Linked DNA regions of Homo sapiens: region 2 is linked to region 1. Evidence: chromatin contacts called from ENCODE Hi-C data. All regions are on one chromosome and are shown on one strand. Each heading gives the region's core, a stretch centred on a gene start or an enhancer-like site at or near the end of the contact. The rest is flanking DNA. Distances are from core to core; before and after follow the strand shown. Region 1 holds the start of TMEM185B (transmembrane protein 185B). Region 2 has its middle 73 kb from the start of LINC01101.

Region 1 (3,622 bases), core at 361-2,860:
ACTGATGAGGCGGTGATCTCAAACACGGCGTGAGACGAGTGTTTGAAGCCTGTTTCCATTTCCAGGTTTGGGATGAATGAACAAGAGGCGAAGGCCAAGTGGAGTCTGTGTGTGCCTGGGTCCTCTCTAGGAGTTTAATCTGGCATATCAATATTTAACTTGGGAGGGGGGGGAACGTATTTCCCAGGGCTCTGGGTTATAACTACTCTGGCCTTCTTTCCAAATATTGGAGCAATTTTCGGAGCTTCTGGAACTGATGTTTCTTCAGCATCTTCACTATCTTCGTGATGGAGATCATATGAAATGTTCCCATATTCTCTTAAAAATGGGAAAATTTCAAGCAGAAACTGACAGAAGTCTCTGCGAATGCCAAACCACCAATGATTGCCCCCCTTTCGCCTAAATGTTGTGGCCATTAAAGTTAGTAAGGAAAGCCAAAGGGGGACAAATATGGAGACGTAGGAGAATGTATTGTGGCCATCCAATCTGTGAACCAGCAGGACCTCAAAAGTGAGCAGAGGCACGACAATCGTTATCCAACTGATAGCCATGGTCACGTGTGTTCTCCGCTGCTCGGCAACCACATCCAGGGACCGCAGGAACAGGAGGGACCAGACGATGTAATAGAGGACGACCAGGCAAAGGAACGACATGAGGATCCACAGGGGCACAAACACCACCAGCCACGGCCAGTGAATAATCCTGTCCAGCTTTAGGGCGATGAAGATGAACTGCAGGATGTTGACCGAGCACAGGATCTCCAGCTCCAGCGACCTATCGTGTCGAAAGCCCCAGACGCAGGCAGCCACGGACACGGGGGACACGAAGAAGAGAGGCATGAAGACCAGCAGCCAGAAGTGGGTGCCCCTCTCCACCCTGTCGCAGACCAGGACTTCGAACATGAGCAGCAGCAGGTGGATGCCCACAGCGATCAGCATGGCTTTGAACTCCACACAGGCCTCTCCCTCGGTGCGGTAGCGAGGGTTGCGGGCCCAAACGCCCGCGCCCACGGAGGCGCCTGCGACGACTAGAAGCTTCCACAGCCATATGGGGGCAAAGACGGCCCAGTAGCTCCATTGGATGATGCCGTCCAGGCGGAGGGGCAGCAGCACCGAGAAGAGCAGCAGGCAGGTGTAGATGAGAAACTTACTGGGGTTGAAGTCCTGGAACAGGCCCCTGGGGTTCATGGCGGAGGCCGCCGCTTGCCTGCCCGGGCCTGCTCCCTCGCGACGCTCGGCGCTCGCGTCTCCGCGGCTTCTCCGGCCGCCGCCTCCCGGGCCCCGCCCAAGCCGGCTCCGCGTGGACGAATGCCGGGACGACCAGGAGGAGGTTCGGAGCGGCGAAGCGGAGAGGCCGGAACACGTGCACGCGCGGTCACGTGGCCCGGCCGGAAGCGCGCTGGGGTGTGGCGCGCGCGGGCACGGGCGGCGCGGCGGTTACAAACTGGGCGCTGCCTCGGTCCCGCCGCCGCCCGCGTTCACTCCGTACCCATCAAGAAGGCACCTAATGCGTGTGGGGCCCGAAGGGGCCTGGCGCGCTGCTGACTCCCCAAGCGGCCCGCGACCTTGGGCGGACGCTTCCAGGCGACTCCGGGAACATGGAGGCGGGAGTGAGCTCACATCCTCCCTGCCGGCCGGGGCGGGCCCTGCGGGGGCGGGGCCGGGTGGAGAGGGCGGGGCCTGGGCGTTGGCACCCTACCCATCTCTGCCGGGATCCTCGCCTCCCCGCGCTCGCCGCGGCTTCCCGGGAACCCGCCCGGGGCTAGAGCGCCCGCGGTGAGGCTCCAGCACCCCGCGCGCGCGAGCAGAGGCGGTGGCCGGGCTAGTGCGGGAGTTTGCGAGCGAGGGAGCGGGTGCCGGTAACTGAACGGATGCAAGGCGATGTGCATGAGCGCAGACCTGTGGGGGCCGGCGGCGGGTGTATCCCTGGCTCAAAGGAAAAGGCCCGCGCGTAGACTCAGGGCACGAGGTGGGGGGGCCTTACCTGGGATGAAGACTCGCGGGGCAGAACTCCGCCTGGTGGAGCAACGGACGTTTCTCAGGCTGCCTGCGAAGTGGCTGTGCAGAGATCCCAGGCGGCAGCGGCGCTCTTGTACCTGTCCCTCTCACTCCAGAGTGGAAGGTGCTGGTGAGGGTGTTAGACCCCACTCGGGAGGAAACTGGATCCAGACCAGGGTTGGGGGTTGCTTTCTGCCCCAGGTCACCCGGCAGGTTAACAGAGAATCGCGTCGCAGATACAGGGCTCCTACCTTCAAGTGTCTAGTCCTCATTTTGACTTATTTGGCCCTGTCTCTGTGTTATTCTCGCAAAACCATGTTTTCCTTTTCCTTTGGAAAAGGGTACTGGACCAGAGGTCAAGAGATTTGGGTTCTTGTCCAGGCCGTGCCACCCATCAGCTGAGAAACCTAGGCAAATTCACCTCTTTCTCTCTGGGCCTCAGTTTCCTGGTCTATGAAGTTGGGGGACAGACCTGGGTGGTGTCTAAGGGCAAGGCTGCAGCGGGTCTGTGATTTGGAGCACCCCTTTCGCCCTCTGGCCATCTGGGCAGACCCTGGAGGATTTCTGTCTTCCCCGCTGTCCCACTGCTCAGCAGAGCCCTGGCTGCCCTCACCAGTCTCTCCTAGTCCTCTTTTCCTGAAGTGGCTGTGGGATGTTGTCACGCAGGTCCTGGGCTCTGAAGTGGGACAGGCCATCAGAGGAACGCATGGCCTGTCAGGGCCTCCGCGGAGTGGCCCTCCCGCACCCTCACAGCACTGCCCCAGGCGGGCATGAGCAGGGTGTCCAGGTGTCGGGCGGACAGTCCCAGCCCCCGAGGCGCTCTCCACAACTTCACTTCAGCCACAGGCAATCTGTGGCCCTGGGGAAGGGAGTCCAGCTGAGTGAGCTTCACCAGTCCTCAGGCTCAGCCCTTAAGGCTGACTTCATAGATGTGTCTTCAGGGCCTCTTGTTTCTGGAGAGCCTTATCTCCCTCCATTCCTCCCCTAAACAGAGTTGCTCCAATCTGTCTGTTTTACACATTGGTCTTTTTTGTACTCTTTTCTCCCAAGAAGGATTTGTCAACTAAAAATTTGTAAAAGTGGAAAACCCCCTCACCAATCCAACCTCTTCATCTGTGAAATGGGCTTGGAAAAGCACACAGGATTGTTTTGAGGATTAGATGAATCAATACATGGAACTTTGCACTTTGCATTTAGAGACCTGCAAGTAATTGATTTGACCCCACTAGGAAAGCAGAGCCCGTGGAGGGGAGGCGCTGCCAGGAGCGCCCCCACCCTCCGGGAGCTGGTGGCAGAGTCAGGTCCTCTGGACCCTGCGAGAACAGTCAGAAGTCCTTCCCAATCACCTATGTAGTCAGATGAACTCAGGGCCTCTGCTGCCATCTTTGTGGCAAAGACAGAGCTCGGAGCTTATTTTCCCACCTTGAGCTCCTCATTCAGAACAAGTGCACCCTCTCCATCCAAGAAGCGGGTATCAAGGTGTCCTGTCACAGTGCAACAGTGGCTCTGCTGCACAGCTCCTGAGGGAGGGCAGACCCAGCTTCCAGGCTTGTGCCACAGGGTGAGGGATGCTGTCTGCCATCTGTCCCCAGCTGGCTTCCTTTGGCCTGCAGGCCTTGACCCCT
Region 2 (4,138 bases), core at 1,627-4,126, 320 kb after region 1:
TCTGCTGGCAGTTTGACCATAGGTATCAAGAGGCTTAAGAAGGATGATGGCTTATAATCCAGCAGCTGCATGTAGGGTATCTGAAATACAGACCAAACTTATGAACAAAGATGCTCACCATAGCGTCACTTATTATTTTGAAAAATAAGAAACAGCCTCAATGTCTTATAATAGAGGGTTGGTAAATAAATTACGGCCCATCCATTAGATAGAATATCAGGCAGCCAATAAGACGATTCTCAAAAAGGACTGCTAACAATGTGATGTGCCATTGGGATGGTCTGAGTAGAGCAGAGGGCTCTAGTTGACTTAAACAGTAAGGGGTGTGCTGTCTCTCAGAGCCAGAGGCAGGTCGTGGGACCTCATTCCCTCCAGCTCTCCCCTCGGATACCTCCTCTTGGCTCCTCCTAAAGCTGGTCTTGGGTTGCAAGGTGCAGCAGCTGGCCCGGGAATCCCATCCAGCTGCCACTGTGCCCAGAGGAGGAACAGGGACTTTCTCTTTCAGGATTGAGAAAACCCAAGAGGCCCCCAACAAACTTCCCCTTGGTCTTGTAGCCTGCAAGCGGGTGTAGGCCCATATGTAGACTAGTCCATGGCAGGGAGGGGACAGGCTCTACCAAACCTGGCTGTAGATGATGTCCAGGGTGGCTGCAGGCAGGACCTCCCACCTCACGTGGGAAATCATGTTACAGTGTAAAGCAGGAAAAGCAATAGCACCCCCAAAAAGTATATAACAGAAATTACCTCTACTGCCCTGGCAGCTCTCCTTTAATTTGAAATCATTTCAAAATAAAAAATATCTGAGATTACTTTCCTAGGTTACTTTAGCAAATCAGTGAGAGGTGAAGAGAGTGCACTGATGGTAGTAACATCTGTTTCTGTCATCATTTCCTTTTATTTTCTTGATAAAGAGGAATCAACTGTAACAACCTCGTTGGACTGTCTTGCAAGGGGTGGGTATTTAGTCAATACTAAAGCTATAGAACTGAAATATGCAAATAACAAATGTTTAAATTTGTTGCCTCCCCTTCCTAAATTGTATGTATAGCATGACCACAGTCTCAAACTGGGAGCAGAGCCAAAAGCTGGTGTGCAGGTAGTTTATTTGGAAACAGTTACCAGGGACTAGCCTGAGGGAACTGGAGAGAGAAAGGGGAGGAGGGAAAACGAATCCACCAAGAGCACATGGTTCTGTTGACCATCACTGTGGACAACTGGAGCTCCACCCCACTGGAGCCTTGTAAAATGTGGCTCAGACCAGCCACCCAGGAAACAAAATGGGGAGCGTTTGTCCACTGGGTCGCGTTCATGGGCAGAGCACACCGCACTTCTGGGCTGGCCATGCACAAAGGCTGAGGGCTGCAACATTGGAGAGGCACCAAGGGTGGTCACAGGCAAAGGGCCGTCACCTCTGCACAAAGCTGCTGCAAACCCACACGGAGCCAGTCTCCCTTGAAGTGGTGCCCAAGAGGTGTCTGAAACATCCTATAAAATCAAAAGCCCTGCACCCCGGCACACAGTGAGCTCGAGGGCACAGATTCTACCATAATCAGCTCTTCGGCACCACTGAAGGGAGGATCTCAACAAATGTTTGCTGAAAAAGAATGAAAAGCTGATAGAGGAAGGCACAGACAGGTTAATGGTTACCTTTGGGTGGGAGGTTAAGGGCTTCCCCCGACCCCATCTCTCTGTATTTCCTATGCTTTCTCTAATAGAAACGTTCTTTTCATGAGGAAAACATTGTATTTTCCTGTTTTAAATCCCCTCAATAATTTCAGAAGGTATTGCAGAGGAAGAGTGAGCCTCTGACAGATAAATGCTCTTTTCTCTCGAGTGATCTGATGACAAAGTCATCCACAGAGACTGGTGTTTCCCACTGGTCATTTTGATCTTAGCCAGCCGGTTGTCATAAATAAAAGGGCCGTCCCTCGCAGCCCAGAAGACAGGCCATGGGTTGAATGCTTTTGTTCTTTTTCTGGGAGTGAGGGGTACTGTAGACTGAACCAGGCACGTGGGCTAGAGAGGAAAGAACGCTGGCTTCAAAGCTGGCCAGGCTCTACTCCTGGCGATGCCCCCACCAGCCGAGTGACCTAGGGCAGGCATACAGCCTCTCTGATCCTCCAGTTGCTCTTCTCCAAAGCAGTTCCCGGCAGAGCTGGAGGAGGATCGGGAGCGAAGGGGCCTTCCTCACCCAGTGGGGCTCAACAAAGATCAGTTCTTGTGCCGTCCTTCCTGGTTTGTGATCAGACCATGCGAGGGAAAGCCGGCCCTGACAACTGCCTGCGGTGGGGAGCCAGGGAGGACAGGGCAGTGGGCGGGTGCAGCAGGCACAGCAGCCAGGACTCCCAGTGCCCGGGCCTGGGCCCATCCCCTTCACTGCATGGAGCACAGGTCAAGTGCCAAGTGTCCCGCGATGACCATTGATCACACAGCCCAAACAAGCCCGAGATTTGGTTTTATTTCTCCTCTGGAAATTTAAGGACAATAGCAGTCTCTTCCTTAGGAAACTTTGGAGTGGACCAAATCACATGTGCGTGGCACTTGATTAACAATGGCGCTACAAGGGAGTGTTTGATGTGCACCAGGGACTCTCAGCGTTTCAGTCCTCACCATAGACCTGCCAGCCCAATAGGAAACTGAGGTGGACAGCAGGGAGGAGAGTAACCTGTCCAAGGCCACATGGCTTAGTGGCTCAACTGGGAATGAGACCTGGTCTGACTTCAGAGCCTGAGCTCTGATCCCCTACGCTGTGAGTCTCTGGACACGGCGGTGCTGCTTGTTTATTTTTGCAGCGGGGTGCTGTTGTTGCTGACACGTCTGTGCCCATGTAAGGCTGGGCCTGCTGCTTCTGCTGGAGCTGGCCCTTTAAGCCTCCCGGGTGTGGGGAGCCTGCCCTATGGTGCAACCCTGTTCCCTGGAGCTGGCGGCATTACTGCTACAGTAAGGAATGTCCCTGGGGAGATTTAGTGCCTGGTGATAGACATGTGGGCTTGATTTACCCCCGCACTGCTCCATTCAGCCCTAGGCAGGCAGTGCACCGGGGCAGAGTTGGTGAATAACTAGAGAAACCAGAGGGGTGCACAGGGTGCTGGGCGAGGGGGCACGGAGCCCGCAACTGAAGGGCACTTTTCTGTGCCAGGCCTGTGATCTCAGCAACTACTCAAAACAAGCCTATCAGGTTACACATCCATTTTACAGAGGAGGAAACGGAGGCTCAGCGAGGTGAAGCCACCTGACCCAGGGAGTAGTCAAAAGAACTGAGGAAATCTTTGCTTACTGCAAGGAAGGGCCTCCTGGGACCATGGCATTTGTCTGAGCCTCTGGGACCAGGCCCTGGGGGCTCCGAGCCACTATCCCAGCCCTGCCAATCTTCCTGTCACCAGAATCCAGACCCTTCTCACAGGGCTCTCAGTTCTGCAAGCCCCCTGTTTCCAGTTAGTGAGAGACTCCCTTTATCAGCCTTGGCAAGGAGCCCTTCAGTCTGCCAAGCCCACCCCTGGGCCCTGGCAGGGTCTCTGGCAGGAATGGCTGGAGGGGCTTCCCTTTCTGTCTTCCATGCCGTCTGGGGACCTTCCCACCTCCTCCCCTTTGTCCTTGCTGTCTGCCGTCTGCCACCCCCTCTGCCCATCCCTCCTGTCCTGCCCAGGTGCCGCCTCTGCACAAGGCCTTCCCTGACTGTGCGCTCAGGGCTCTCCTCTTCTCTCTGGCCTTAGTGCCTGGTGACTGCACAGGATGGAGAGCTCAGCTCTGGCCTCTGCGGTTTTGCCCTCATTTCTGATCTCTCTCATCTGGCCACCTCCCCAGGAGATCTCAGGAAGATACCCTGCCAGGGCACCTTGAGAAGTCAGATGGTGCCATGGGCTCTTCCTCGCCTCCCAGCACCTGCCCAAAGCATCAGCCGGTGAGGACCTTAGCGCCCCAGTGCCCTCAGCTTCAGCAGCTGAAGGAGGCTGCTGGGCCTGGAGGGGAGCAGAGCTGGGCCAGCCAAGGGTGCGCATTGTGTGGCTATGCAGCCTGGGTGTGTCACCGCCTGGTACGCCCAGATGTAAGATGAGTGGGCTGACCCAATTCCTTTAATTCCATCCCTTTAGGAGACTGAGGTTCAGTCTCCACACTGTGCTCATTAAGGCAGGAAGGA

The links. A loop is a pair of places that touch in the nucleus more often than their neighbours do. Pooled maps may share reads with other maps.
Region 2: a map of ascending aorta shows a loop between it and region 1 (2.2-fold over the local background). The contact joins the enhancer-like site here to the promoter of TMEM185B in region 1. A Hi-C loop is called at or near these places in 2 of 168 maps with a recorded cell type or tissue (PC-9 and ascending aorta) and 3 of 50 pooled maps.

The regions. Positions count from the first base shown.
Region 1 is chr2:120,221,790-120,225,411 of GRCh38, forward strand. TMEM185B (transmembrane protein 185B) reads right to left here and starts at 1,611. Exons shown (of 1, transcript NM_024121.3): 1 at 1-1,611. The coding sequence starts at 1,187. The coding sequence ends at 135. RefSeq lists silencers at 1,210-1,409, 1,560-1,929, 1,649-1,809 and an enhancer at 1,904-2,567.
Region 2 is chr2:120,537,649-120,541,786 of GRCh38, forward strand. No RefSeq gene overlaps it. Among named protein-coding and RNA genes, the nearest start is that of LINC01101, 73 kb to the left of the region's middle. Within about 2 kb of position 2,877, at least 11 of the 41 ENCODE cell types and tissues checked have a DNase peak (open chromatin) inside an H3K27ac peak, as active enhancers do; they include PC-9, where a contact is called at or near this core.